2 separate regions of the Mus musculus genome follow, and region 1 is linked to region 2. Evidence: chromatin loops called from intact Hi-C (ENCODE). Cell type or tissue: left cerebral cortex. All regions are shown on one strand. Links, peaks and the distances in the headings refer to the core of each region. The heading gives the core; the rest is flanking DNA.

Evidence for each region. Peaks named below come from ENCODE experiments on the same cell type or tissue, not always from the same donor. Only the 100,000 strongest peaks of a DNase experiment are listed, where the experiment ranks them.
Region 1: a loop joins it to region 2, with 5 times the contacts of the local background. A loop is called at or near these places in 3 of 42 quality-filtered maps.

What each region holds. Positions count from the first base shown.
Region 1 is chr14:17,652,419-17,668,541 of GRCm38, forward strand. It overlaps Thrb (thyroid hormone receptor beta), which reads left to right and starts at 8,542. Exons shown (of 10, transcript NM_001113417.1): 1 at 8,542-8,606. LOC115488350 reads right to left here and starts at 9,160. Exons shown (of 3, transcript XM_030248233.1): 1 at 8,814-9,160; 2 at 7,846-8,746; 3 at 7,498-7,513. The coding sequence starts at 9,160. The coding sequence ends at 7,870. In left cerebral cortex, for the core only: CTCF peaks have their summits at 6,749 (motif pointing right) and 8,573 (motif pointing left); DNase peaks (open chromatin) are centred at 6,277, 6,820, 7,421, 7,819 and 4 more places; H3K4me3 peaks cover 3,875 bases; H3K27ac peaks cover 3,681 bases.
Region 2 is chr14:17,855,929-17,872,051 of GRCm38, forward strand. All of the region lies in intron 2 of Thrb (thyroid hormone receptor beta), which reads left to right. Among named protein-coding and RNA genes, the nearest start is that of Thrb, 200 kb to the left of the region's middle. In left cerebral cortex, for the core only: no CTCF peak of the experiment used is centred there; DNase peaks (open chromatin) are centred at 4,306, 5,925, 7,819, 8,352 and 1 more place; H3K27ac peaks cover 1,539 bases.

The sequences.
Region 1 (16,123 bases), core at 3,010-11,009, 200 kb before region 2:
TGAAACAGAAAAGATGTTTCCCCTGAATATTTAAAAATTATTTTCACTTTTGTATTTTGTTTTAGTCTATTCACCATTGTTGTAGCAAAGTACCTGAGTTACTTGCACAAAAAAAATGACACTTGTTTAGCTCGGAACTTTGGAGGTGATCTGGGCTCTGGCAGGTTCTTCGGGTTTATCACATGGTTTTGGACTTGGGGAGAAACCATACAGAGAAACAGAAGCTAGAGAGTGTGTCAGAGGCAATTTAGCAAAACTAACTCAAGACCCTACCAGAAGTGAATTCCCCAACTGCATGAGAGATTCCAAGAGAACCCATTATTATTACCTCCAATTGTTTAGTTCCTGGTAAAATTGTCTTTCGAATAGCTAAAAATGAAGGTTCAATTTTAAAGTTCTTGGTTTTCTTACCTTACTTTCTCACTCATTCTTTGCTTGAGGCACCTTAATCAACCAGAGCCTTCTTGCTAGTTTTTTTTTTTAATTCTTTGCTAGTTCAACACATGTAGATGATGTAGTTTGGTAGTTTTCACCCCGTTTCCCTCTTTTATCCTCTTGCCTCTTCCCCTTCTTCATTCCAATAAGTCTTCCCACTTTCTTGTCTTTTGTATTGTGACCCAGAGTTTAATTGAGATTGCTTGTGTGAGTGTGGTTGTGTGTTCCTGTGTGCTGGTGTGTGTTGGTGTGTGCTGGTGTGTGTTGGTTTGTGTTTTGTGTGTTCGTGTGGGGGGGGGCATGTGGGGTGTGTTAGTGTGTGTGTTGGTGTATGTGGGGTGTGTTGGTGTGTGTGTTGGTGTGTGTGTTGGTGTATGTTGGTGTGTGTGTTGGTATGCGTGTGTGTTGGTGTGTGGGGAGTATGTGGGGTGTGTTGGGGTGTGTGGGGTATGTGGGGTGTGTGTGTTGGTGTGTGTGGGGTATGTGGGGTGTGTTGATGTCTTAGTAGGGGGCATTTTCTGTAGTATGGAAGATGATCAGTGGCTAACCCATTGTATTAGTTAGGGTTTTACTGATGTGAACAGACACCATGACCAAGGCAAGTCTTATAAAAACAACAATTAATTGGGGATGGCTTACAGATTCAGAGGTTCTGTCCGTTATCATCAAGGTGGGAGCATAGCAGCATCCAGGCAGGCATGGCATGGGCAGAGCTGAGAGTTCTATGCCTTCATCCAAAGGCTGCTAGTGGGAGACTGACTTCCAGGCAACTAGCATGAAAGCATTAAGCCCACACCCACAGTAACACACCTACTCCAACCAGGTCACACCCATTGCTACAAGGCCACACCTCCAAATGGGGCCACTCTCTGGTCCAAGAATATACAAAGCATCACATAGATCAACTGCCAGTTTCTCCACAATGGTAGTGTACTGGCTAGTTTTCTGTCAACTTGACACAGCTGGAATTATCACAGAGAAAGGAGCTTCAGTTGAGGAAATGCCTCCATGAGATACAACTGTAAGGCATTTTCTCAATTAGTGATCAAGGGGGAAAGGCCCCTTATGGGTGTGACCATCTCTGGGCTGGTAGTCTTGGGTTCTATAAGAGAGCAGGCTGAGCAAGCCAGATGAGGCAAGCCAGTAAAGAACATCCCTCCATGGCCTCTGCATCAGCTCCTGCTTCCTGACCTGCTTGATTGAGTTCCAGTCCTGACTTCCTTTGGTGATGAACAGCAGTATGGAAGTGTAAGCTGAATAAACCCTTTCCTCCCCAACTTGCTTCTTGGTCATGATGTTTGTGCAGGAATAGAAACCCTGACTAAGACAGGTAGAGTAATGGTACTATCTTAATGCTTTCATTTTCACACAGACTATCAGTGTGTTGCTGGTTTCCTGCAGCTGCAGATGGACCCTATAATTAATAGTAGATTTTAATTTTGACTAGAGCATGTTTGTAATGCTAGATAATATTCTTGACAGAGTTCATCTGGTTTTGAATATTTTGTCATGATACTATAAGAATGAACTGAAGTCCTCTAGCTGCTCAATTATTCTGGTACTTCAAGAAGTATCATTAACACAATTGTTATATATAATCACTAAATGTTATATATAATCAAGTCTTGTATATTAAATGATACATATTATTATCTACATTTATTGTATACTATTTATACTGTGTAATAGAATAACTCAGACTTGACATGTGGCCAAAAATTTTATGCCTAAGCATGTGCCAGATAAAATATGAGTTCAAGCATCCATATAATTATTTAAGAACGTAAACAGCCGATTTATTTGCAATAGCTACAAGGTGTAAAACACCAAGAACTCATCAACTGGAAATGGAATAGACAAATTGTGGTCTTATTGTATGGTAGAATATGGAACAGAAATTTAAAGTAGAATTTTCAAATCTACATAATTAACATAATTAAATGGATATATCCTAAAATGTTACATTAAATGAAAGAAAGCAGATATAAGAAGTAGCATACCTTTCGGTAATGTTTAAATGAAGTTCAAGGTCTGGTGAAACTAATCAGTAATCACAGAAGCCGACAGTGACCACCTCTAAAGGGGCCAAGGTTGGCAGAGAAGGAGACATTCCCATTTTGCTGGGACTGTGTTCTCTGTTGTTCTGGCTACTGATAATCCAATGGCATAGAAATACAAACACTGAATTGAACAATATCATTGAGGTATTTTACCATGTGTCTACTTCAGACCACTAAACTTATTCATCTCTGAATTTTTTTGAAGCCTAACCTTTTGCTTTCTCTAATCTGCCTTGACACAGCAAACTCTATCTATTTTCATTGTATTTGTGAAGAGATGATTTACACTTCACCGGAGTTTGGCCGAGTGACAGTGTAAAGTAACACTATGTACCACAAAAGCAATCAATACATTTTCATGTTTCAGTAACTTTACACAAAAGAAACTGATTGTTCGATGATGGAACAGTTCAGGTGGAGGAGACTCTTTCATCTCCTCGTGGTGAGTGAAGGACCTTCCAGCTACAGCTTAGTAGTAGTATCTTCTACATCTAGCTGGGATACAAAGGGTGAGAACTGTGTGGCAGTTCTCTAACTAGTAGCACGCATGATTCTATGTTTTCTTTTGGTTACTGTTCTGTCACATATCTAAGACCTAGGGACATGTTTTAGTGATTCCCACTTTCTGTCCCACATGCCTGCCCCATGACTCCCTCCCCTTTGTACAAGCAGAAGGACTGGCTCAGTATATATTCTGTGCTGGTGTTTAGGGCCTAAAATTGAGCACATTATTTTGTGCTCCAGGATTAGCTTCCCCATCTTGAAAGTGGACTGTGTGATACTGTTTTGTTGCATTTACGAGAAACCTTAAGATCTGTGAGGTACTTAGGCTAGAACCTGGGCCATGTGTTTAATACGCATGAACTACTAACTACATTTCATGCTCCATGCTATTCACAGCAACACGCAGTGTCTTCTGTACCTACATGTTCCTGGTTTCTGCCACAAAAAAAATAAGTAAATAAAAATAAAAAATGGTCTGTTGTACACGACTATCTTCCAAACCAAACAACAGCCATAATTGGGAGTTCAACTGTGCACCCTTGTAACAGCTTAAGGTGGCTAAGCTTCTTGACTGTTCACATCCCTTCACAGGGGTATAGGAGAGTACAAAACCCTTGCCTGAGAATATGGTTATAGAGGCATTCTCCATTGGTTGTTGGAGGCAACGCTGCTTTAATGGCCTCTTTGGGGAAGGGCTACAGTATATAGTCTAGGAAAGATAAGGTTGGGGCTCCATATGTGTGGCTATAGGAAATCCCTCATTCCTAATGGTAAAGACTCTCCAGGTGGTGCCTTTTCAGGAGGAGCACACACACCTTTGTAAGTAACCCCTTACTTATGCTTTGTAAGGAAGCCCACTAAAGTCATTTGCTCCCCAGAGTGAATGTTGGTGCAATCAGGCTTCTGTCTGTGTTTGGGGCCTTAGAAGGTAGGGGACGAGTAGATGCTTATATTTCCCCAAAGGAAGGAATTTTAGCTATAGGCTCCAGTCCTTCTCAAGGGTCAGCTCCATGAGTATGTGTCCTACACTGCTGTGCTTGCACAGGGCTTAGTGGCTCTCCTCAACTGGGAAGTTGAACATCAGATATTTTGTTTATCAGTTATTTACATTACAATTCATAATAGTAGCAAGGTTACAGTTATGAAGTATCAATGAAATAATTTTATGGTTCAGATCACTACAACATGACCCCACGTAACAAACATGTAACAAAGGGTCACAGAATTCGGAAGATTGTAAACCCAGGGCTTAACTGATTGCTCCGCTGTCATCAAATTGACTTCACTAATGATTTCATTTTTAAACTTGCATTTTATAAGGAAAATTTGATAGTACAGGGAGCCATGTGCATGCACACAAGAAATAGAGAACGAAGGTCTCCCACAACTTTCTCTGGTCCTTCACATGTAAAATGTCGGTGTCCGGTGAGCATTCCAGAGATGTATTAGGTACGCATGCTTCATTGAGAACTGAGGAAGAACACAACCAACACAAGGGGTCATGGTCTCCATTCAACAGAACTAGCTTTGAGCCTAGTTAACAGCAACTGAGGATGCCTCCATGTACTTCCTTACTTGTGGTTACTTGCCACTAACTGATGGCCTGAAAGTGAAGATGCAGAAGGAAGGGGCCTTCCAGGTCTCTTTCACACAGTACTATGCCAAAGGTCCAATGCTGGCATGCAAAATAAGCACACATCAAGAAGTGAAATAGAGTGTGCTTTGCTCTGCATTCCCACTGCTCCAGCATGACAAGACACATGCATATATATGATCTGCAATAGTTGCTCAGTGCAATACTCCAGGTGAGTTAAACCCTCATGAACTGTATCACTACAGACATGGCAAAACACATGAATTGTCAAGTGTGCAATGATAATTTAAACCATTTCTTTGTCCTTGTTTGGAATATTAAAAACACACATAAAAATGCCATGACAGTCCCAAAGACAGAATGCAGAAAGCAGGACGTAGCTTTTAATTTTGTACCTCCTTGACAATTTTTCCTAACTTCATTTCTCACATTTGGAGCTAATAAATAATAATGCATTCAGCTACCTTCTAAAGCCAGTCTTACTGGACCCTCCCTCTTCTGGGCTCTTTTTGCTTCCTTGCTTGATCTGATTTGGCAGTTTATAGTCAGCCATTCCCCTTTTGAGGTCCCCATCTGTGGAGTCATTCAACCCCAGGCTGAAGGTACTCCAGACACCCTGCATGTATACTGAGCATGTTCAGTCCTCCTTCCCTTGATGTTAATCCTTTAATACAGTATAATACCTATTTGCATAGCATTTAATCTAGAGGTGAGACACAGGTCAGAGAAGTTAAATGTTGGTTACATGCAAATACTATGCCATTTTACATATGGAGTTAAGTCACCTGCAGATCCCAATAGCTATGGAGGGACACTGGAATGGTACCCCAGAGACACTAAAAGATGACTTTGTGTCTTTCTCACTGCCACCCATTGGTTTTGAAACTGTCATCTTCCCTAAGTGGTCTGTCAAAGGCTGTGGGGGGTGGGGGGAGTTTACAATTTTAGGCCAGAATGCCTGGGACTTTCATATAATGAACGTAACGATTTAGATTCTCCAGGGCTAGGTCTCAGGGCAGAGCAGCAGGCTCCAGAGAAAGCTGTTTGGTTAATGAAATGATTTAATGTTCCACCCCCCTCAGGAAATCTGTCCACAACTCCACAAACCTTCAAGAACTTCCTGTGTCTGAGTTCTTAGAGGATGGCCCCACTCCACACCCAATCCCACATGGCATTCCTTGTCATAACTACCATCTTTGATAACTGGTCAATTCTAATTTGTGCTTTATTTCTCCCACTGGATTCTGATTCACAGGCGCAGTAGGTAGGGACAAAGTGTAGTCATATAAGAAAGCTAAAAAGATAAGCAGTGCTCACAAATGCAGGAATTAAGAGAGAATATTTTTAAAAACACATTTTACCATGTTCAATAAAGATCTATGGCCAGTTGCACTGTGACCCATGCATGCTCTTGTTGGGCTTCATGTTTCATACTCTTTCTTGCCTAATAGTTCTTTAGGAAACAAACAGATGGCTTTCTTCCTTGACTGGAATCATCAGTTTGAAATTCATAGACTGGTCAGGAGGATGGTGTAGGTGAACTGTGATCCTAGGTTCTGAAAATAAGCAACTGTGCATCACAAGCCAGCAAAGATGGCACCTGAGACCCTGTGCTCCCAGGTTAGGATATCTTTTGCTTTCCCAGGAGTTCTCATGACTCTGAGAATTCCCATGACACTGTGTTGTGTAACAGATTCTTATGGTAACCCCTTACCACCACCCCACCAGCTCTGCTCTCTCAATACCCATTCAAATAGAATCCTACCAAATTTCCTGTTGGAGCGTTGCGATTATATAACACTGTTACAACCAGTCTTGTAAGCCGTTTAATACTTTCACTGATTCTCATTTCATAACTTTCCAAGCAAAATGAAATCAGACAAAACCATCTGAACAAAGAAAAGTAATCTTTTGATGTTGTTGTTATAGTTCATTTTTAGTATGTGGTTTTCTTCAGAAAGAATTTAAGAAAAAACATAGCTCAGAATTATACTAGAAGTATAACGTCCAGGGATTCCGGGTTTCCCAGGGGCCTCTTGAATTCCCCTTTCTAACTTATTACAGAGCTGTTCACAAGTCTCCCCCCCCCCCCCCCCCCCCCCCGACCTGGGCCAAGCCAGGCTTTTCCTTGCAGCCACCAGGGGGCTGTCTGGTTAGGAACTGGGTAGGAGAAGCTGCAGCTTTCCTCCAAACCAACCAAAACCTCCCAAGGCAGCTTTGGAGCAAAGCCCAGGAACTCGCCTGCAAAACAACCTTCACTCTAGAGCCGGCAAGTTCTTAGTGAAGCTTCATTCCGGGTGAGGAATAAAACACGGATTTCTTACAAAGAATTCAAAGGGCAGCCGAGTCTGTGCTGGCCGCGGGGAAAGGCAACGTTCTAGCAGCTGCTTTCTCTCCTGAGTCCTGCTTCTGACTCGCCACAGTTGTTAATGCTGTGACAGGAGGTGTGTTGGCCTTTCTTCTTTTTCCTTTCCTGTGGACTGCCCAAATAACACCCCCGGGGGGGCCTTATCACCCGTGGGGAAATCTAGACAACTCTTTAAAATGATCTAGACATCATTCCCTTTTATACCGTGTTACAAGAGTATGTTGAAGAAAGATTTTTCAAGGTATTTTTTTTTAACAGTGTTCATAAGAACATAATTGTATTCGGTCCTTAATCAAAGTAGTTTTGTCGCAATTGTTAACTTCCCATTGGCTGCGAGTTCTCTGAGCACTCTGCGTTTTTCCAATAAAACCTACCTCCAAGGCGTAGCTGGAAGACTGCCTGGGTCATCTGGAACAGCACACTGTCGCCCGCTGTTTTCTCCCAACCTGACCTTCGGAACTTGAGGTATGGACATTTCAGCGCTATGCTTGCAAGTGCAGAACCCTTCCAGGGTGGAGATTATTTTTGTCTTCTGGTTTTGTACTTATATTTCTAGGACAGAGGCGAAATAACGAGGTGTCCCTTTAAACCCTACTTGTAGAACCAACCCGGAACACACTCAGTGAGGTGTTGGGGGGGGGGGGCACTTCTCATTTAGGGCAAGCAAGGCATTGCCCATTGGTGTGGGGGAGCAGAGCGTCCAGAGCCACAGGAGGATCTGAGCGCCCCGTGTTTCCAAGCGCACCACAAGTGGTTTGGGGGCGGAAGGAGGAGCGCGGTGACACCTGCCGCGCCTGTCGGGCGACTCAGGAGGGTTGTGCCCCTGGAGATCCCCTCTATCTCCTGTCATTCATACCCTACCCCACCCCCTGTCACACTCCTACCTCTTCAACTAAAAGAATGATGGCTCAAATGGATCCTCCACGCTCCTGCAGTTGGGTGGGTGGACGCGTGTCCACCAGACCCGCAGCTACGTGACCCCGGGGGAGGGTGGCGCACAAGGCGCCGTTACCGCAGAGTCGTAGCGGGGGACATTTGCACATAAGCGGCAGGTGCGCAGGGCACTCGAGTGGAGGGTTGCTCGGGCAGTGGCAGGGAGCACAGCCCGGAAGCCATTTCGTCTCTGATACTCTGGCGGAGCCAGGGTGGCCTGAGCCTGCCGCAGCTGCTGGGAGAATCGAACAGGCTAGAGGACCAGAGGGGAAGAACGGTCGGCGGTTCGCCAGCGGCGGAGGAGCTGACACCCTAGTCCCTAGTAAGGCTACCGCGCTGGGTCCTCCGGAGTCGGAGACTCCGGCCCTGCACCTCGCCGCCCGCGCAGGTCGCGGCAGAGAGGTCGCCGGTGTCCTGGGACCCACGCTGCGCCCCTCAGCGTCGGCGCCGGAGGAGAGTTGACAGGTCAAGGGAATAGGGCTCGCTCGGGAGCCCGCGCAGTACTGGACCCCGTGGCGGAGGGGGCGGAGCGGGGAGGAGACTGCGGCTCGGCCGAGCACGGCGCAGCCTTGGGCGGGCGGCCGGCCGGCGTGACGCGGCGGGATTAACTTTGCATGGCTAATACGAGCACCAGAGCTGAGGCCACCGGCTGCTCGGCCGCAGCTCGCCAGCACGCCGCCTTGGGGCGCCACCTCCAGGCTCCAGCGCTCTGGTAACTTGGCAGGGTGGGCGGGCGTGGGGGGAGGTCTACAGGTCTTGCGGGCCGGGCGCGGGTGGCCAGCGACGCGCTCTGTCCTTGAAGCTGGCCTCTGAGACCGGCTCCTCTCGGGCTCGGGCACCCGGTGCAGGGACCTGAAGCCAGAACCCAACTAGGGACAAGCTCCTTGTGAAATGGAGTTTGACGTCCTGGGCTCCGAACCCAGTGGAAGTTTCCATGAGGAGGAAGTTGTAGGGCATGGGGGTTCGGAAGAGGCTGACAGGCGCGGGGGTGGGCGATTTAAAGGGACTGTGGGTCTCGTGTCCCATCTTTTTGGCTCCTGCACAGGAACTCCAGGCTTTGGAAAGGAGAAAGGTCCTGAATAAGCTGCTGCTCAGTGCCAGTCTGCCTCTCATCCGCTCCGCAGGCTCCCTCCCTCCAGAATCGCTCTTTTCCTTTGCTTCTTTTGGGTTCTGCATGTTTGTGACGATCCGGGTGGTGTCAGCTGTGCTCCCTAAGACCGGGAAAGACGTCTTTGGAGGGTTTCTATTGTTAGGGTTAGTTGTCATTTTGGAGGAAGATTTCCCGTGACTGCAGTGGGATTATTATTGGAGCTAATTCTTAAAGCCTTCTGGTTTGTTTTTAAGAGGGAGGGGGCGGAGTGTGCATACGTGGGTTGTTTTTGGTTTTTTGTTTGTTTGTTTGTTTGTTTTTAATTAAAGGCTAACTGTATAATTTGCCCCAAATGGGAAGTTTTTAAAGGGTCTATTAAGCATTTCTATAGTGAGTCAAATAAAGAAAAGAATACCTGGGCAGGCAGGTTCGCTATCCCATTCTGCCCTTTGCACACACATGAAGAACTCAAAGACTGTCGAATCAGAAAATAACATTGCATAAATTCCTCCTCTTCAAGTGTGGTTGATCCTAGATACTAGTGATCAGTTTTTAAAGACCTGTTTAAAACTGAACATTCTTTGTTCAATGCATGAAAAGGAGAACACAGCAAGCAATTTAGTTAACGATGACCGTATTAAGTAGTGTAGACCCGTTGGGGAGTTTCTTTATATGATTTATCTCTGGTTTAGCATGTTTGATGATACTGTAATGAAATATCCTCACTGTGTTGCAAAGGAATAAAATTTTCTTTTTGGTAAAGAAACGTTCTGTGATTCATTCTGAATATTCTGGATGACTGATCTCCCTAATTCACTTCAGCTTGTTATTTCCCGTTCTGAAAGAAGTCATGAACTTGGTACCATTAATGAAAAGGTGTTTCGTGGGAAGTATTTTGGACAGGGGCAGATTTTAGAGTGTTTTCATGCTGATTGGCCGTGCTTCAATTGACCCGGAGAGATATTAAGTAAAAAGTGCATTTGCTTGAGCCATTTTATGTGAAGAAATTAGTGAAGAATAACTTATTGCTTTCCCATGTTAAATAGATACTATTAGGATCCTATATTTTAAATAAATTCCAATTGTTTATTATATACTGGAAAAGAAAAATCTGCTTCACTTTGTGAGTAAAGGTAAATGGTACTGAACTGCTTCAGAATTGCTAATTTTTAATGAAACTGTTCTTGTTGGCATTACAATGCAAAAGCTTAATCTCATTGGCATTGAGGTATTGCTATATAAAGTAACTGGCACTAGAAGGGGGATAAATATTTGACTTCTCCCCTTCCAGCTTCTTTGTGGTAAATTTTGTATTAAAAAGAAACAAGCTGCAACTTCCCTATAATCCAGCACCTCTGGAAAAGGATGACTTGTTAAACAATTCCTAGGAAGGGAAAGCTGAGGCCCGCTCCTTCCCTGCTTGTTTGTAGATGCTGGTTCCATCCAGCAATGGATGCTTGGAGCTACCAGACAGCTTCTATACTTACTGTGTAGTAAGCTTATCTTTTCTATGGAAATCAGTAGAGGTGACTGGCTTCTTTAGTCTCTTGCTCTTGTGGAGGTTACATGCCACCTTCTTAGTAGGCAGGCTTTTTTTCCCTGTGTTCTCTCTGAAAGATCCTCTGCTTTTTGATCTGTTTTTCCCCTCAATACTAGCTATGGTCAGAACTGTTCTTTTGTTCTGATACTTGTGAATTTCCTCTTTAACACTGAATTCTGACTATTCTAGATGACAGCATGGTGTTCAGGAGGACGACAGTGTTCATATCTTTTTGCACTCTTGTTCTACCAGCATTTGCAAGAATACCTAGTACTCCATAGGCACTGGTAAATTTTAACTGAACAAATTAGAAAAAACATTGCCCTGACCCCAATGCCTGGCTAAGTACTTCAACCATTGCCATTTTGGACATGCCTAAAATCTGGTGAGGTGTGAAAACACTTTCTCTCTCTCTCTCTCTCTCTCTCTCTCTCTCTCTCTCTCTCACACACACACACACACACACACACACACACACACACACACACACACGGTGGGAGATGTCAGTCTTTGCATCTCTCACTCTCTGTTGCTCTCCATCTGATAACAGCTGATCTACCTTTTTATATAGTTAATTCTTCAAGTTCCTCCTCCCAGGCTTTGCCTTGGCTATATCAAAATACTCAACAGTGCTTCTACCTTACACACCTCCTGTCCCTTTGATTACTGAAGACATTGACCTTTAGTTATCTGAGTTTAGGCTGGATCTTACTCCAGAGGCATAGTTAGGACCAAGACTTCTCATACTTTGATGTCATAACAAAGTCCCTGGCTTTGGCAGTTCTGAGGGACCAAGGGCTGTCAGTGATAACATTTAGGCTACAAAACTTGTGGCAGGGGAGGGAGATATCAGGCTTGCTGAGTCTAACATAACTCAGAAAAGTTCTTGGTGATAGATCTAGAAATAACCTGCTCATTACTGTGTGCTTTGCCTGGGTTTCCCCCTCCCCCCACCTTTTTTTCACTTTTATAAACATATTCTGAACCAGGAGATTATGAGGAATATGCAGTTATCTGAGTTTTCAAGTGACCAGAGTTTGGTACCTAAAGAGAGTCACTTTCAAATCATTATTCACAGCATTTTTTTTTTTTTTGCCAGTTCAAAACACAAGGAAACTGTAACTGAAAATCATGGTAATTTATTTTTATACAGAACTAAGTTTTAGAAATGTGTCTGAGTAAATACATCATAAAAACCTGCAAAATGGAGCTGAGGAGCTCAGCAATTAAAAGTGTGTGTTGTTCTCAGAAGACCTTAGTTTAGTTCACAGCACCCACGTCAGACAACTCATAAGTGTCCATAGTGTCTCTAGAGCATCTAATATCCTCCTCTGGACTTCTTGGACCTTTGTACTTGGATACACATACCCTCACACATATGCATAGATTGTAAAATAAATAATAAAAATAACCATTTAATTAAAAAATCCTATAAAATAATGTTAGTACTTTTAATAGTGAGAGGGAAGAAAAGATCAATGTTTTGGGAAATGAGAATAATAGTTGTACCAAAATACAACGGGCTTACTGCTGTAGTATATTTAATTTATTGCCAAATTTTTGTGGTAACCAGTTTACCAGAAAAAGCGGATAGGGTGGAGTGGGAGGGCCTATCTGGATTTGATATTTAGGAGAATCAATTAGATGCCATTTGCAGGATGTTTCCCATGGTACCTGACAGAATCACAGAGAATAAAGTAGACCTCTTTAATGTGGTCATATCTCTGACAACTTTCAAGAGGAGAAAAATGAAGAGAACATGATGAGGAAAAGACTCCTGATGGAGATTTCTCTGTGGGGCTAAGCTGTTCCAGTGGTCCAGGTTCTGGCATATGCCTCAATACTTAAATAGAGCTCAGAAGATGAGTGGGATCAGGGACTAACATGTCCACTAAGCTAACTCTTTTGATATCCAGTGTCGGCCTGGATTTTGTCCCAAGCAACTGGAGAGGACAGGACAGATGGGTATTTGAACATGGCCCTGTAGTAGTAGAGCTCCTGAGTAGGGACTCCTAATGCTTTGGGTCTTGATCTCTGTAGATCTGCTTTCAGGGTGACATGTCTGTTTTCTTTTCTGTCCCACTTCTAAATTGTGATGAAAGCCTGTGTGGGGGTTTGCCCATCCCTAACATGGATTCCTAGAAAGACCTTGATACTTGGGTACAGTTATTGGAAGAGGATGGGTCAGGGCAGCTTCTTTTTCGCTTCCAGGTCAGCGTGAGCAACATCTTTCAACATGGCTTAGCTAAAAATGGATTACATGAGGAGCCAGAGCATGTGATTGTTTCTGTGATTGGGGCTTGAGCTTGTGTCAAAGCTGGATAAGCAATGCATGGCAAGTTAGCATGTTTGTTTGAAAGCCATTTCCGTGCCTTGATTTGATTTCTCAGCCTGCAGGTATTCATTTATCTACCATGTACCTGACCCTGTAGCTAGTGACAGGTGGAGCAGTGTGCAAAGATTAAGCCCAGGTGTGCTTCAGTGTCCTCCATTGATGAAATAGGCATGCCCTTTGGGGTTTCCTCTAAGATCCTTGGCTGAGGGTCAGGGGAGGATAAAGTCACTTTCTTTCTAAGAGCTGCTTGTCTTGTGGTACTTCGAGAACCCCACCAGGATCCACCAACTGAATCTAAGAGCTTGAATGTATTGAGGCTAATGAATTTCTCACAGAGTATGCTCATTTCCACTTTAATTTCCAGAACTTTCTAGTGCATTATAGAACTTGAGCAGATACCACGTCCAAAACAGAATCTCAATCACATGCTGTCATCCTTTGAGAGTCAGAGTAATGATTGCCGCCAATGCTAATGTGCTTGTCTCTACTGCCATAATTTTAGGGAGGCCCTAAGCCATGTGTGCAGGCAGCTCTTGGTCAGTGAGAAGCCACCCTCTATGATGAAACCTGCTATTTTTTGTCTAAATTGATAGTCAGAGGGCTTGGGTTTGAACCCAAGAGGGTTGATGAACTGTGTCTCTGGAAACATGCTCTGGCCCTTTCATTACCACAGACACATATCCTCCAAGGTGCACCAAGGTGCAGAGAATGTGTCCAATGGCCAAAGATGTTCATGACATGTTAAATCTGTACAATATGTATATCTAGACTTAAAACCCAAAGTGACCATATTTGAGTCTTTGGCCAGAAAAATATAACCTTGAATTGCTGCTAAATAATAATTACCGAAATTGACATTTATGTAGAGGTTTTTGAAAGACCAAACACCTAGGTGCAAATTCATGACCTAAGTTGTAGTTTGAAAACGTTGCTGATCTGCACATCTGAATTCCATTTTATCTTCTTCATCCTGACATTTTCTACTAGTTTTCATGTTTCTGCATCCTCTTTTACCAAAACTTGCAAATGTGTACCAAACATGTTCTCCACTCAACACATGCACATATGTGTATTTGTGTATTACTAATGGAATATTGCCACCTCATGGTGGGGCACATCCAACATTTAGAGAGGATCTGCTAAACTGTTATTCGTTCAAGTCTCTAGAGCCCAAAGAGGGCTTAAGGAAATCGTTGCTCTCTTTCATGGTGCAGAATTTAAGGAACTATTGGAGCCTTGAGTAGTAAGTCAGCCTAAGTCAAAGCTGGAGTACAGGTGGGCAAGTGGAGGTGCCTGCTGGTCTTCTTTGTTGAGGGGTTTAGTGGCAGGCATTGAGGAATCCACGGAATATCCTGACCTTTTGACATCTGTTGCTCCTGTGCAGGCAGAATAGATCAGAGACTGCCCTCCACCATCTTAGTGTTTTCTCAGGACTGGTTTCCCAAGGTTCAGCAATGTGGACCCAGCAAAGAATGCTTGATGCTAACAACTATGCTATTTCCAGCCTTGTTCATCTTTTTCTCACATTTCTCTGCTGTATGCACCAATGTCTTACCAACCTACATGCCCAAGGTCACAGAGTCCGTCTCTGTGTCCAGGATATGCCATGTTCTTACACACAGAGGCAAAGGCACTGCTCATGTCATTGTATGAAATGTTACCCATGCCCACATCATAGCCCATAGATCCTGCTCTCCCTTTCAGCCCTTTCTCTGACTCCTGGACATGGTGGTAGAGCCTGTCTTTTACTATTAGCCTGTTTGTTCTTTGTCACTTATGGCAGAGAAATCCTGAACATAGCAACTTAATATAAGTGTCCCAGAGTCTGATTTTACACTGGTGTGTGTTACAGATGTCCAGGAGTGAAGAGGGTAGATAATTAAACCTGCACTATCTTCATGTTCGTTGAGTGACTGCGCATTACATGCATACATATTTAGGAAGCAACGAATAGCCAGTGTTCCTCCAGAGAGTGTGTGGACCTGAGTTCTTGGTATTGCTTTTGTTTTGTTTTGTTTTGTTTTGCTTTGCTTTGCTTTGCTTTGCTTTGCTGTGTTTTGTTTTGTTTTGTTTTGTTTTGTTTTGTTTTGTTTTGTTTTGTTTTGTTTTGTTTTGTTTTTCCAAGGCAGGATTTCTCTGTGAAGCCCTGGCTGTCCTGGAATTCACTCTGTAGACCAGGCTGGCCTCGAACTCAGTGATCTGCATGCCTCTGCCTCCCAAGTGCTACTGATTCATACCATCACAGAAGTGTTTCACAGATTCACACCATCGCAGAAGTATTTCACTGTTATTTTAGAGCCCTATTACTTTAAAAAATACAATCATAATAATGTACACCATCTCTTGACTTATTTTTTAACATTTAAAGTAGTAATTTGCACATGCAGAGAACAGCCAACTCTGCTTTATTTCCATTACAATCCCACCTATGATGGTTTGTATATTCTTGGGCCAGGGAGTGGTACCATTTGGAAGTGTGACCTGGTTGGATTAGGTGTGCCTCTGTGGGTGTGGGCTTAAGATCCTCACCCTAGTTGCCAGGAAGTCAGTCTTCCACTAGCAGCCTTTGGATGAAGATGTAGAAATCTCAGCTCTGCCCGTGCAGTGCCTGCCTGGATGCTGCGATGCTCCTACCTTGATGGTAATGGATTGAACCTCTGAACCTGTAAGCCAGCCCCAATTAAATGTTTTTTATAAGACTTGCCTTGGTCATGGTGTCTGTTCACAGCAGTAAAACCCTAACTAAGACACCACCCAAGCCTGCCTATAATTTCTGCTATCTTCCAGTACCTGAAGATTTTGACTTATGTCTCAAATGTAGCCAAAGCACTGAAAACCAAATGGCAATATACATTTGTCTGATTTTTTTCCTTTAAGAAAACAAAGGACCATAGGAATTTAACACCAAATATCCCTTAAAAATAGAAGCCATGTTTTCTGAGGTTGATTTATTCTGGAGCTTAGTCCTTACACAGAATTCAACAAACAGCCACACTCCTGGGGCCTTGGAGGGTATAAAAAATCTCATTCATTTAGGTTTCTAATTGTAATGTATACTCTGCAGATTATTTACTATTATTTAAAACACGTTCTCATGATGGACAGAATAGCATGCATACTTGTAATTCCACCATTTGAGATGCTGAGGCAGGAGAATTATAAGTTTGACATCAGCCTTGACAATATCTGGCTATGTTTGTCTCAAACAAACGAACAAACAAACAAGCAAAGCTAACAGAAAGAAAGTAGGAAGAAGAACGTCTG
Region 2 (16,123 bases), core at 3,938-11,937:
TGTCTGCTTTCCCTCCCAAGCCCTCCCTTCCTACTTGTGATTGCTTTCTTTCTTCTCTCTCACAAGTGGGACTGAGGTGTCCTCACTTGGGCACTTCAGCTTGTTGAGTCTTTTGAATTCTGTGGACTGTATCTTGTGTATTCTGTACGGGTTTTTTCTTTTTCTTTCTCTCTCTCTCTCTCTCTCTCTCTCTCTCTCTCTCTCTCTCTCTCTTTTTGCTAATACCCACTTATTAGTGAGTACATACTATGCATGTCCTTTTGGGTCTGAGTTACCTCACTCAGGAGGTAACTAGTTCCATTCATTTGTCTGCAAAATGTAAAGGTCCTATTCCATGCCCTTCCAATTTCTTTATCAGAGTTCCATTCACCCCAGAACATATTCGTCTGCTCAGCTATGTTCTTAGGTCTGGATTGCAGAAGAGAGGGATGTTCTTGTATCAACCCAGGACTTCACATCCTAGAGCTTCAAACAAAGCTTTACTGAGACTTCAGACACCCATGACACCCAAGTTCTTCTGTTAAGGCTTCCAGCTTTGTCATAGAATCTCATGTTTCAGAGATGTTGTGTCTGTGTTGCTTCCAAACCTTTTACATTTGTTTGTTTGTTTGTTTGTTTGTTTGTTTGTTTGGTGTGTGTGTGTGTGTGTGTATTTGTGTGTGTGGTGTATGGGTAAATGTGTGTTTATATGTGTGTGTATGTATGTGTATGGTATGTGTGTGTGTATGTGTGTGTGTATGTGAATATATGGTGTCAGTGTGAGTATGAGTGATGTGTGTGTACATGTGTATATGTATGGTATATGTATGTCTGTGTGTGTGTGTGTGTGTGTGGTGTATGCTATATGTCTGTGTTTGTGTATGTGTGTATTATGTGTATGTAGTGTGTGTGTGAAAGTATGGTATGTATGTTTGAGTGTATGTATGTATGTGAGTATATGGTTTGTTTAATGTGTGTGTATAGGGTGTGTCTATGTATATGTGTGTATGTGTGTGTGTGTAAGTATATAGAGTATGTGTTGTTTGTATGGTGTGTTTGTATGTATATGGTATGTATGTGTGTATGATATATATATATAGTGTGTGTGTGTGTATGTGGTATGTGTATATTGTATGTATGTCAGTGTGTGTTGTCTGTGTGTGTGTGTGTTTATGTGTGGTCTGTGTGTGTGTGTAGTGTGTGTATACACACCTGCACATGCTTGGCAGAATCTAGCTGAATCACCTCACTGGCCTGCCATTGTTATTTTAATGTGCTCTACCTTCTGACAATTTCATGACATCCCTCTTCCTAGAGTTCTTTGTGTAATTCTGCCTAGTATCCCTGCCCAATCTCTCTAACCCTGTGGCTATACCTTAAAGATCCTGACTCCAGGTTATCATAGTTCACAGTTGTGGGGAAAGGGGCTTCTGGGACCACAGGGCTATCTCAGTGCTTGCCAGTGTACACTCATGTCCCGAGTATGAGGGCTAATGGTGACTCATCTGAAAGCTCTAGGCAGCATTTCACACTTGGGTCCAAGCAGTACTTATCAGACCTGTTCAGGAATCAATGAGTCTCATATATTCTTTCAAATGATAGTTTTGGAAATTTCTAGAATACTTGCCAAATATTTTCAATTTTTTTTCAAATTTCTAGAGTTTCCAAAAAAATCTAGAAATAATCTACAATTTAGAAATAAATTTCTACACAGAAATGCTATAACTTGTATTTGGAAATCAACTACATACCTTTTGATAGGAGAGAGCTAACTTCATACATGTAGGGCTCCTGGAGGTCATTTAAACTTGCTTATAATCATATCATAACATAGAGAAATTACAAAGTTATATTGTGACTTGGAAAGGAGAAAAAATGAGTTTGTGATACATTTTTCGTGTTATATATGTAAAACGTGTTTTAAAAAAACTTAATAAAATGACATGAGAAACATAGTTCTGTGCAGTAAATGTGAAAAGGCATTCAGCCCCGACAGTGTGCATGGCTTTGCAGGGAGTGAAGCTAAACTGTGTGGTTGGCATTGCAGGGAGTGAAACTAAACTGTGCCACTTAGTAGACCTTACTTAGTTTAACCACAAATTACTGTCAAATAATTAAGCAGTATTGATATATTATAATTTATTTTGAAAATATTTATAAAACACTAAGGAACGCTTATTGGCAACCACATTCTTTAATTTGAAGAAAAGAAGAATCTGTAATCCTGATTCAGATTAGAAATGTGATTTAAAAAAAAAAAAAGAATAAGGAACTAAGAAATTACTTAGCAGTTAGAAACATGGGCTGATTTTTGCAGTTCAGTTCATAGCACTCACATGGAAGTTCACAACCATTTATAACACCATGCCAGAGAATTAAATGCCCCCTTCTGGCCTCCATAGTTATCAGGCACACATTTGGTACCCATACATAAATGTAGCCAAAACATTTTTTAATGAACCATATATGACATGATAATTAATTATGTCATACTAAGTTCTGTCAGTTGTTAAGAAAATACAGAGAAATGATTAGTATGAAGACAGATATTGGTTCTCTGGGTAAGCTTCATCAATCCCTATGGCAACAGGATTTAAGGTTTTAGGTTATGGTCTGCAAGGTCATGTGCCACTTCGAGGATGTTGAGCAGTGAACTAGAAACAGAATACATCATTAATCTTACCATGTTTCTTCAAGCTGTGCTGTGGCTTAGAAACCAAGAGACCAGGAGCTAAGAGGACTTGGTGGGTAAAGTGCTTGCTCTGCAACTGTGAGGGACCCAAGAGTTCAGATACTCAGCATCCACTAAAAGCTGGGTATGACAGAGTGCATGTGATTACTGCTCTGAGTGGGCAGATCCAGCAATCACCAGAGCTCTATAGCTAGCTACTTAACAATCAGTGAGCTCCAGGCTCAGTGAGAGGCCCTGTTTCAAAAATCCAAACTTAACTCCACAGGCAGACAACAGAGTCAACTAACAGGAACCCTTGGGGCTCTCAGAGATCAACCACCATCCAAAGAACATACACAGGCTGGACCTAGGCCTCTCTCTGCACATAGGTAGCAGATGTGCAGCTTCATGTTCATGTGGGTCCCAAACAACTGGAATGGAGCTATCCTAAAAGCTGTTGCCTGGGATATATTCTTCTAGCAGAGCTGCCTTGTCTGGCCTCAATGGGGAGGAAGCCTCACAGAGACTTGAAGTGCCAGGGTGGGGACATGGGGGGGGGCTACCCACTCAGAAGAGAAGGGGGGAAATAGATGGTAGGGGGGCTGGCCAGGAGGGAGAAAGTGAGCAGGATTTAAAGAAAAATTAAATTTAAAAAAAATACAAACTTGAAAGCACTTGAGGAGGGTACCTGACAGACATCTGATTTACATGTGCTTACATTGTGCATCCAACCTTGTGTACACACACACACACACACACACACACACACACACACACACACACACACACACACACACACCACAGAGGAAAGGTAGAAGAAGAAGGGGAAGACCTGCTAGCCTGAGCACCTGAAACATGTAGCTGTTCCTTCCTAGAGGCCATGCTCCTGGCAGGCAAAGAAATGACAGCCCTGACTGGGTGAGAAGGTAATGAAGAAAGGACAGACAGACAGACAGACAGAGGGGATCAAATGGTGCTCTGAGTTCTCGGTTGGAGAAACCACAGTCATTCGGAAGCTCAGTGTGTTTATTATATAAAACCAAATGGAGAGGGGGAGTCATGCAGCTGGACAAGGAGCCATGGGTTACAGTGGATCAAGGACACAGGTTTAGCCAATCTTGGTTGGACCCATGGGTTACAGTGGATCAAGGACACAGGTTTAACCAATCTTGGTTGGACCCATGGGTTACAGTGGATCAAGGACACAGGTTTAGCCAATCTTGGTTGGAGCCATGGGTTACAGTGGATCAAGGACACAGGTTTAACCAGTCTTGGTTGGAGCAGCCTCTGTAGAGGGATAGTCTCTGGACCATAAAAATGCTAAGGTAGGAAAGGAGAGCTGTGGTGAACATTTTCTGCACACTGTCAGTTCTTGCACTGGGAAGACTGGCATGCCTCCAAGCCTGAAGATCTGAGGTCCTTGGCCTGGCTGTACCTATGCCAGCCTCGCACATTCCCTCGGGGATGCTGTCAGGTCTTTCTCTGCTCCCCAAACTTGTGCCTCTTCCTATTCTCCTGTGATCCTCGGAGCTCTTTATAAATTATGTCTCAAGAAGTCAATATTTACGGCAAGCCACTCATCTTGGACTGCACACGACATCCCAGTAAGGAGCAGAAGCCTCTGTAGAAGAGAGCTTTACAAGACAGATTGGAGCCTCCTCCCTGTGGGTGGCCAGAGACAGAGAAAGCTGAGCTGTCCAAAGAGCCTGCCTTGTGCCAGGAAATTTAGATCCACAAGCTGTTATCTATTATGGTTGTAAGCCTCCTGAAACCTGAATTACAGGTAACTAATATTCCTTCTGAGAGCCATAGCAAACTGTAAGTAAACCTTTAATCTCTGGACAAATGGACTGTTAATACTCAAATAGTTTCTTTTATATGCCATGCATAATGATTTGGTAGTCTCTAGAACTAAGTAATAAAAGTATCCTTAAAGGATTCCAACGTCACAACATTTCTAAATTAACAAGGAGGAGGTCTGTACAGTATCTCTTAGAAACAGAACTTTTGAAGTCTACTGTGGAAGGAAATAAGACTCAGATTTCTTAGGTGTGAACTGAGGTTCAGAAAAATCTTTGGAAAGTACCAAAGCAGGATTAGACTAAAGCAAACTTGATTTTGAATCCTGCACGGACATAGGACATGTTCCTGGATCCTTTTGGTCATGCCTTTTCTCATTGTTTTAAAACTGATAACAGTTACATATGTAATACAAATTGTGAGGAACTGGGTGGTGGGTGGGAATACCTGTTTTATCACCTTCGGTTCACTTCTCTTTTTACCTCATTATTAAAATGTATGGAAATACTTCAAAGTCCATGTGCCTGGTCTGCTCTTCTGATGATGCTATGCTTCTTATTTACTACCTACAGTGCAGCAGGCAAATCAACACATGAAATTAGTTTCAAATAAGTAATGTATGAACACATGCTAATATCCACACATATACTTCTGCCTAGCCTCATCCTACACAGAAACCTCTATTGCCAACAGAAATATCAAGAGCAGGGCACTGCTGATGCTCCTACCACTCCACCCAGAACAGCAATAGATAGCGAAGAGGCTCCCAGTAATGAACATCTCCACATGCCTCCACAAAAATTACTTGCTCGGTCACTGATATTAGAGGTAAATGCCAAAGTACATCTATACATGATAGTGTGTCAAGCCAAATTTCTAAGGTGGGAAAGTAGATGAGCCAGTTCGTGGTAGTCTGTCTAGAAGACAAATCATATTATAGAGAGAAAAAAAAAGAGGCTCTTACCTCTTATGCTCTTGCCTCTCTCTTGCCTCTTGCCCCCTTACTCCCAATTCCCTCCCCCTATCCACATGGCCATGGCTGGCCCCCATTTCACTACTCTCTACTTCTCTTTGCCTTTCTCTGCCTCTGCTACCCTCTTAACTCTCCTCCCCATGTCCTGAATAAACTTTATTCTATAGGAGAGAAAGAGAGAGAGAGAGAGAGAGAGAGAGAGAGAGAAAGAGAGAGAGAGAGAGAGAGAGAGAGAGAGAGAGAGAGAGAGAGAGAGAAGCAAACAATGTTGGGGGATGTTCTTGTAAATTTGAGCTTGCATGTCAATCTCCTAACGGCCTTAGCCTGCTGGATCTTGGCCTCAGACATTGTGATCCAGTAGGTCTGTAAGTAGGACAAAGATTATTTTTTGACCCAGACAATGCCGCCCGCCCCTGCTGGCCCTGGGAACACTATGTGAGAGCCACTGGTCTGCATAATCTATAAAATGAATTAAGGCTTTTCATATTTCTATGTGCAACAGTTGCAATAAAACTGGAATGATCTATTTAAAAGCTAGAAGGAGTCTAGCTAAGAAATTACTCAGCCCTTGTATTCCCACCTCCCCCCCCACACACACACACACAGAGATAGATGCATGCACAGACACAGGCACATATGCATTCACAAACTAGTCTACAAATGAGAAAATTCAGTATTTGTGGTTTTGAGTTTTGCATATTTTGCTGAACATGATCTCCATTTCCCTGCAAGTGACATAGTGTCATTCTTTACCATTGAGTACAACCTGGTTGGGGCCACCTGTCAGCTCAACTTTGTTCCATCATCTATTGATTAATGGGCAGCTAAGCATTTTCAGTGTCTTCATTTTGGTGGATGGTACTGCAGTAACATGGAAGTTCAGGGTGTCTCTGTCATATACTAACTTAGAATCCTTTGGGTATACATCTAGGAATGGTATACCCATAACCACTCTAAATTTTAAAAACCCAATTACTATGTATTTCCTTTTTTCATTTAGCATTGCCATAGATGACAAAAGCTAACAGACATCACAATTCTAAATGATGCAACTGTCTAGTCTTTGCAGGACATTGACTCATAAAAACATCATGTCCTGTCTCAACAGTGAGAAGGTGTTTATAGCTGTTTCTAACAGCTACCCAACTAGGCATATGATAAACGTATATATCCTATGACCAGTGATGACAGGGACTCTGGCTGGGTTTGCTTACGGGTCAGTGGCTAATTAGGAACAAACTAGGTAGCTCTGTCACCATGATTGGGAGTGCTTGTGTGCTGAGGATGGCTGCATATGGGCAATGGTGTTTACTAGAACAATGAAAATACTGTAGCATCACATTTTACTCCTCCTCCTCCTCCTCCTCTTTCTGTTCCTCCTCCGCCGCCGCCCCCCTCCTCCTCTTCTTCCTCCAAACTAGTCCAGGCATGCTGTCATGGTACAGGCTGAGGAGCAATGCCCTGTGCCAGTAGCACTTTTAAGACTTAGGATTGAATCATGTCTGCCAACAACCAAAGCATTCCTGTGGCTGAGCTAGGACTCAGAGCAAAGATCCATACCAGAGGGCATGAACATGGGAAGTTGCAAATCTTACTGGTCCCTCCTCCCACCTCAGCACTTGTCAGAGGTCCCAATGAGTTTAGTGGGTAAGAAATATTGACATAACTGATGTAGCCAAAACCAAGATTCTGTTTTTATGATGATATGACTGAATATCTATGAAAGTCAAAGGGCTCTAGTAAAAACCTGTCATCATCAATAAGGATTTGTAACAATAAGGATATGCCACATCAATAAGGATATGTCACATCAATAAAGATATGGTATATATGTATCATATATATTACCTGTATAATATGCAAGGTGGTTAAATTTTAAAAAACAAATAAGTAAATAAATGTAGAAAATAAGTATATTTTGTACTACAATCAATTGCTTAAAATTATCTATTAAATACTAACTGTATGCCACAAGATAGTCCTGAGCAAATGAAACAGAGTTCTTTTCCTCGTGGAGATCATCCTTGAGCTGGGAATGTGGAAAATAAACTACTCATGAGGTAATGAGAGCTATGAGAAATCTGCTTTCCCAAATGAAATCACAGATTTGGGGATTGAGCCATGAACATGACTTTTATAAATACTGTGACGTTCAATATCCTATAAAATCAGTAACCATTTTAAAAGAGTGATAATGAGTGAGTACTGGGGAATTATTGGGGAAAGTACTCCTGGTCCAGCTGTGTTATAGATATCATAAGATCTGAGAAATACATGGAAAGTATTATACCATTCAGTACATGTGGTTTCTCCAGAGTAGGAAGTGGTGGACCTTCGAGGTGCATCTACCCTGCTGCACACACTCTGGGAATACAGGGAAGCAGCAGTGGGCAATGTTCCACCCTGGTTATCCTTGACATGCCCACGCTGCCCAAATTTGCACAGAGTTCTGGTAGATCCTGCCAGAACTGGCCTCTACGGGCTTAAGTAGAAGGTCTTGAGAAATAAAACCCCTGTGATAGTGTATTCATTTGTCCTTCATTCTCCAAGTAGCCAAACATTATCACTAGCCTCTCTGGTAGCCATTGCTCAACATCAAGTGAGCAGAACCCACAAGCTAGTCTCTCAAGTTCTTTGTGTGGTGAGTGTATGCTAAATTCCAGGAGTCCTGAAAGGTTCTGCCTCAAAGCCTGGGGCACAGTGGGGTAGTGACCTGTCACTCAGCTGGATACAGCCAGAGATGTAATCGGTTGTTTTCATAGTCATTGCTTAATCAGTGAGAAGACATCAGTGCTGGAGCTCAGAGGCAGCGTGGGCATGTCGTTGGTAACCAGAATGGTACACTGCCCACTGCTGCTTCCCTACATTCCCAGGGTGTGTGCAGCAGAGGAGATGCACCTCGAAGCTCCACCACTTCCTATTCTAGAAAAACCACATGCACTGAATGGTATAAAATCTGGCATGTTTACTTATGGGGACTTAAAGGTGGACTTAAGCAGAAACACAAGGCATTCTGGGAGTTCTGTTAAGAACTTGGGTGTTCTTACTCATGGTAAGTCTCCAGATGCCCCAACTTCAGTAAGTGCTAAGAAGAAACTTTGTCTCTTTGATCATCGGAATTATATAAGCAGTAGAAGTGTGGTAATTACTCCTGGGACTCTCAGCAAGCCAAGTGAGTTGAGGGTGAGTTCCAAAAGCTGTTTGCAGATGGTGTGGGGTACCTGTACCAAATCCAGGATGCTCACATAAAGCTCACAGTTAATTTCTTGGAAAGCATCCTCAGCTCAAATGATTGAACCCACTTGCTCCAAGCAGAGCTGAGACAAACTCTGGATTCTGTCCTTCTGTCTCTCCCCAACTCCACTCTCTCTCCCTCACATGTGCGAGTATGTTTCTAAAGACATAAATTCAACCTGCTCACTCTCTAATGTTATTTGTACATATATGTTTTTTTAAAACATCTGCAATATAACCATACCTAGGGCTCAGGATTATTGAGGAAAAGATGTGGAAACATTTTAAGAGCCATAAGAATAAGCATTTGTTGTGAGATTTCTCTTAGAAATGTCACAAGCTCCACTCATAAACTCTCATCTTTGTAAAGGTCCCTCGGGCCCACTGCAGAGCTCTGGGTTTCTTCTATCAGTTCTTCTACAGCAAGCACAAGTCACCTCTCCTCAGAAACGAAAAAGTGCATAGAGAGCCCAAAGTATTTCTGGAATAGATTTTTAAAGAAACAACCGATTTCCATAAGCACGCTTTAAAGACATTACCATGCTGACTTGTAGAGCTGTGTGGAAGATTAAATTCTCAACTGGTTATAAATGTGAGAAGAGTGCTTGCTTTGAGGCAGAGGACAGATGGCCTTCATGACTCCATCTTTATATTTATATTTACATTTATATTTATATTCATATTTATATTTATATTTATTCTCTCCTCTTTATAGTGTATGAGGTAGACACCTGTCTGAACCATTGTGACAAGGCATGAGGTCTATGTCAGACAGCTCTTGAAACTTGTACCCAATAACTACCAGTGTATGACTTTCTGGGACATGTTTTCTCTTGACCTCATTTTCTTATTTACAATGACCATAAATAAGAGTGACATAGGATGTCATAGGCCATTTAGTCTCAAATATTATTGGCCTCTTAATTATTTTTCAGTAATTACTTGTATTAAACCAGGCCAGTTTTACTGCATTTGCATGGTATTCAAACACATAAAAAAAAAAATTAAAAGCTGTTTGTGTGGTTTCCTGAGGGTAAAGGTAATTCCTGGGGGTAGGGTAGGGTAGCTTCTGGAGAATGATAAACTTCAGATTTTTTTAACTAGGTGCTGGTCAATCTAGGTACATGTTTATAAGGGTGGTAGACTTTAATACAAAGCATAAAGTCTTTTCTGAGACACTGTCACCATGTGTAGCCCAGGCTGGCCTGGAACTCACCTTGGCTAGTCTGAAGCTTGCCGTCCTCCTGCCTCAGCCTCTTTCATGATGGAATCTGACTGGGATGCCAGGCCCAGCTGCTGGAAATTCTTAATAAAGCATGTTCTTTTATGTTTTCATAGTTCTTTTGCACACTGCCAGCCACAGAGATCCGATGCTTTGGGACCGATATGTTCAATAAAAAGTGAATATCAAGCTGACCTTAGGGCTTTTTAAAAGTAAGAGTAATGCGTCTGCACCTACATCTTCCAAGACTCAGCAAGTCTGAGGTGCAGATCCGAAGTGTGTGTGTGTGTGTGTGTGTGTGTGTGTGTGTGTGTGTCAGATCAGAAGCATGTGTGTGTGTGTGTGTGTGTGTGTGTGTGTCAGATCAGAAACATATGTGTGTGTGTGTGTGTGTGTGTGTGTGATCAGAAGTGTGTGTGTGTCAGATCAGAACCATGTGTGTGTGTGTGTGTGTGTGTGTGTGTGGCAGATCAGAACCATGTGTGTGTGTGTGTGTGTGTGTGTGATCAGAAGTGTGTGTGTGGCAGATCAGAACCATGTGTGTGTGTGTGTGTGTGTGTGTGTGTGTGTCAGATCAGAAGCATGTGTGTGTGTGTGTGTGTGTGTGTGTGTGTGTGTGGCAGATCAGAAGCGTGTGTGTGTGTGTGTGTGTGTGTGTGTGTGTGTGTGTGTGTGGCAGATCAGAAGAATGTGTGTGTGTGTGTGTGTGTGTGACTCTAAATGTAAAAATTCTGAAGCCCATGTTCTTAAAGTTGCTGCGTGTGAGAGTTTCTAAAATGTTACAGGGCTAGAGATCTGACTTAAGGGGTAACAGCAAGAGTTGGTCAAGCATAAGGACCTGAAGTCAAATCCCCAGTCATGTGAAAACCTGGGTGTGGCTTCATGTGCCTTAGCCCTGGCACTATAGGAGAGTGGGAACACAAGAGTTAATAGGGCATGGAAGGTATAAGGTAGACTGTAACTGAGCAAGACACACTTCTCACATATGCATGGGCACACATATGTACATATGTGTATACACCCATGTACATATACAACAAACACACACATAATTAAAAATAGTAAAAAAAAAAAATCCTTTAATCCTGGCACTAGGGGGGAAGAAGCAGGTCGATCTCTGTAAGTTCCAGGCCAGCCTGATCTACAAAGTAAGTCCAGGCTAGCCAGGGCTTGTTGCACAAAGAAACCCTATCTCAAAAAATGTTTTAAATCAAACATTTTAGCTTAGGTACACCTCAGAACTTCTGATCAATTATTCATCATCCAGATCTTTCAAAGTTCCCAGGCACAGCAGTGAGCCCTGTGGCACTATGGCTGGGGAGAGGGAAGGAGCTGCTATTCTCAATAGCATATGAACCCAGGGAATAGTTATTTGCCTTCAGCTAATTCATCAGCTTGACACTGTTTGTCGAGGCCCATGACTTCCACATACAAGACTTTTTTATATGTTTCTATAATGAGTATGTATTTCTTTTATAAGGCCTTACTGTCCTCTCTGGCCTACATTTTAAAGCAATCAGAATACTCTCACAATCCCTTCCTATAGCTCCTGCATTTGTAGTTCTTCTGCTTCTGCCCCACTGTCTTCAAGTAAGATGAGGATATGCAGGAAGCAGAGTCTCTGAGGAAACCCAGTGTCTCCTAGGTTGGCAGTAGATGCTAAGAAGTCAGGTTACTCCAGGATGAAGAGTGCCTGTGATCTGATGGAAACTTGTTGCTTCACCTAACTGTGTGCTTGCTGAGTCTTCTCATCCTTCTAACCTATGGGCTCTACCTTACACAAAGTGCCTTCGAAAGATTCCTCCTCTAAAGTGCCAGATAGTGCCCATACTATGTCCAAGAGGCAATGTTTACTGGGGCTGGGAGAGCCTCCTGGCATTATTAGCAAAGAAGTAGAAGCTGATCCATGAGTGAAGCCTCAGAAGCAAGGGTGTTAACCATCTTCCCCCTCAAGAAGTCCTGAAGTTACAGTGTTCTGTGCAGAAAGATAGCAAAACAACATTCACTTGTGGCTTTGAAATGCCAACATAGTATGCAGAGAGCCCTATGAGGCTGGCATCCCTGAAGAAGACATGCTTCTGTGGGAGAAATGCCCTCCCATGCATGGCCCCAGGCTGCAGAAGTAGACCCCTAATCACCACTCATGGGGGTTATTTCTTCTGGAAGGGGATTTGGACTCATCCCTCTTGCTGGCACACTGAGCACGGGACATGTTGCTGTGCATTATCAACCTATCCCTTCTGGCCATGCTCCTTTGTTAGACTACGGCTTTTCTCAACATCATTATTTAAGAGTACATACTGCTATTACATGTATCAATATTACACATACTGGGTAGTTTTAATACCATCTTCTGGTCTCTGAGAGCACCTGCACTCCTGTGCACAGATACATGAACACAAAGAGAGAGAGATTCCTATGTATGCTTGTGAGTGCATGCACACACCAAAATCTTTTTTTTTTTTTTCAAAATAAAAATCTTACAACTAGCCTCTGAATTAGGTCCTGTGCTAAGAGATCGCCAGGAATTAACACGGGATAGATGATTCATCTCCAAACACTCCATAATTGCAGAAGACAGCATTTGTAAGTGAGTTGCACATCCTGTGATACTGGCTCGTAGCTTCTTAGCAAAAGCTTTAGACATTTAGCTTCTGACTGAAGTTCGCATTATCCTAAACTAGAAAGCCACAGCAATGCTGTCATTTGACCCGGTTAATGGTTGGGTCTCATTTTTCCAAATAACTCCTGCCTCTCCAACTGGACTCTAATGGAAGATCAAAGAGCTCCTCAAGGTCTGGCCTTTCCTTCGTTCAAGATGTGGGTTAATGCTGACTACACTAGAGTAAAATACAAGTATGTCTGACATTTAATTCTGAGTGTCATCAAAAGACAGTGGAGTTGATGCACAGGTAAATATAAGAAACTGAAAACTAAGTGAAGAGCTGGAGCAAGTACCATTTAGATTAAAAGACCAGAGTGCTTGCCTGAACAGCCAATAGCCAATACAACTAAGCCACTGACCATTGCTGGTTGTGGTAGCCATGTTTTAGTTGCTCAATAGTAATTAATGTCTGGATGAAAGACACTGTGGAAGGAGCTATGCCCTTCCCTGACCAGTTAGACATCTCTAAATGCTCCCCCATCCAGGAAGCCTCCTGCAGCTGGGAATTCAGGCATCTGCCAAAACTCAGTCTCTAGTCCTAAGGATGCTCAGTTGGCCCAGTCCTGATACTAAAGCCTCAGAAAGCCAGGGACACTCTACAGCTCATGAATGCCCCCCTTTTCCAGGGTGTGTAGGTAAACCTAAGAAAGTGGGTGAGGCTAGGAAGCCCCAGTTGAATCCAAGAATGCTGCTGTGCTTGGCAAACTTGCTAAAATAAAATTTTAAGTTTAAAAAAAATCTAGAAGAAGTTTAATATCTTAATGAATTTTGTCTTTATACTTGAGATACTGAACTGGAGACATGGCTCTGCAGTCAGGGCACTTGCTGCTCTTCCAGAGACTCCAGATTTGATTCCTATTTGATTCCTACAATCCACTTTATAGCTAACAACTATTTGTAACTCTAGCTCCAGGGCATCTGATATTTCTTCTGCCCTTCATGGGTTCTGTGCATGCATGATGCACAGGTATACATGCTGGCAAAACACCCACATATGTAAAATAAAATTAATTATAATTATAAGCACTTGACATTTAAAAACACCACCACCAACAACAAAAAACTTCCTCAGCTATGGCTTGTCAAAAGCCCCATCCAGTTTCTCAGTGGTGTCAGGAGCAACATGTACCAAATATTTTCTTGCTAGACCTACTTGTTTTTAAAATTATCACTTACTGTGGGGATCTCTTGAATAGGCTCTCTGTCTCTCTTCACATTCTCATGAGGGTCTCTGTGACTACCCGGAGGAGGACAGCCATGGTCATGTCCTGCCTGTCACAAGACACAGCTGCCCTGTAATTATCATGTAGTGTTATATTTCCAAAAAGAAAACGTATCTTCCAATCACCTGAATGTTTGTGTGTATAGGTAGAGGAGCCACACATCACCCACTAATGTGAAAATTGAGGATTTTCAAAGTTGCCCATGCTAACATTTGCTCCTGTTTACATTTAACTTGGGTTTTAAGAAACCAGGATGCTAAGTTTTCAGACCAAGGACAGCATTTAAAATCTGATTATATTAGGAATTGGAGTGTTTGGGTTGGTTGGTTGGTTGGTTGGTTGGCTGGCTGATTGGTTGGTTGGTTGGTTGGTTTTAGATGTGATATTTCAGAAAATTAACACATTTTGCAGTATTTGTAGATTGTTTATCTTGTTGTATCTGAATGGGACGACTGCACTAGGTGACAGTGTGTTACTAGAAGGTAGATTGCAGCTAGTGTTGAGGGAAAGTCTCCTCAACCTCTGGAATCAAATCAGTGGGGATTACGGTCTTTAGCTGAAAATTATAGAACTTCAGATCAAAAATGAACTAGAGATGTGCTATCTCTCAAAGTCAAAGCTCTGGAGACAGCTTTGGAATTTGTTTTTCCATTTCATTACTCTGCCTGCCCTGTGGTGCTTTTTGTCCCTAGGCTATCCCTTGAGTCACATGCTCTTGTATCTCCAAGCATATATGTAACCTGGTTACATGCATAGTGGGTGATACTGGAAAGAGAGACCATGAACTCTGATGAGGGTCCAATCGCTTCATTAACAACCCATCTCAACAGTGCAACCTGCTCAGGTGCTGGCTGGCTAAGAGGAGTGATTCTCTTTCAGAGGACCACAAACTAAGGACTCAGGAAGTTTCACAAGTAGCCTACCTAATTTTGGTTGTAATCAGCTAACATTTCATACTTGATTTGTGGACAGGCCAGTGAGCAGTAGCAGGTGCAAGAAATCAGGAGAAGAGCAACAGAAACTTCACAGCTGAGAAATTGCATCAAATGGTATTTTTAGGAGCGTGGTTAAATTTAAAAAGAAAATTCACCAAAGTTCTCCTTGCTACTAAAATGTCCCAATGTAGTTCACAGTCCATCAGTGTTTTACAAGGATAGAGTACCCTCAGAGTAGCCAGAGGGCTAAAAGGAGCTGGAGCCCCCCTTGCAGCCAGTCTCCATTTCTAACATTCAGTCAAAGTGCTGATAGTGCTATGTACAAAAACAAAATTGACCATTAATGGCATGCCATGCAAAACTTGTGATGCTCTTATTAATGCTCAGAGCCCCTTTATGACACAGGGCTCCAATGGTTCAGATGCTTCTAATGAAGAAGCCACATTGCTAGAGGGTACATTGCTAGAGAGCTAGTCAGTGGTGGAGCTGGATTGGACCCTGAGCATCTGAGACTTGCAAACAAAGCCAAAGAGAGCCCTGTGCTGGTGTGGCAGGAGCAAGGCTCCCTAAGCTTTGGGCTGCTTCACTGTGCTGCACACAACAGCCATCTTCTCTGATTGATCTACCACATGCTCTGCCTTCCATTCCAATAGATGACAAGGAAATAGTCAGGCTACATGAGCTCTTTGCCAAAGTCTTTTTCTAGAATTTCTGGAGAGACAGTTGGATTCCAGCAAGTATAGTTTTAAATCCCACTGGAGCATATGTTATGGTGCAACCTTCATAGCAAAAGTGAGGGAGGAGCTCTTACAACTGAGACACACACATGGAAGGCAGGGACCACCATCTTCCAAAAGGCATGACCAAGCAGCTCCAGCTGTTTGGAACTTGCACTTTGTAATCTGAAGTTGATGTTTATGACTAATTTTACTGAGAGTCTCCAAGTAAAATCACCCCTCCCTTAATGATTTACTATCCTTAAGTTTTAATGTCCCTGTGGGAACTGTAACTGAGATGAAGCCATTGAAGTTTTTATCCCAAACCTACTACTTTTCGAGACACAAAACTGAGAACCTGAGATCTGTTCATGAGATAAGAATTGTTCCTAAACACAAGACAGAGCCTGTGATTGAGATAGGAAGAAGGGTCCAAACCAAGGCCATGTGCTCTGTGTCAGGCCAGGGAGCAGAGAGGAAACACTGTGGTGATTTCAGTTTAGAGCCTCGTTACCATTCACAAGCCAAGTGTGAGTATTAGATTAGTTCTGAACTTCACTACCTGCTGAAAGCATCTTTTTGTAGCTACCAAACCAGGGGGCTCTTAAAAGAGTATTTTAATAAAAGCAGTACATGTTCCCAGGAATGATGGTGTTGCTGAACAGCTCATCAGATCCCCATCTTTCCATGTCTCCCAGCCTGCCT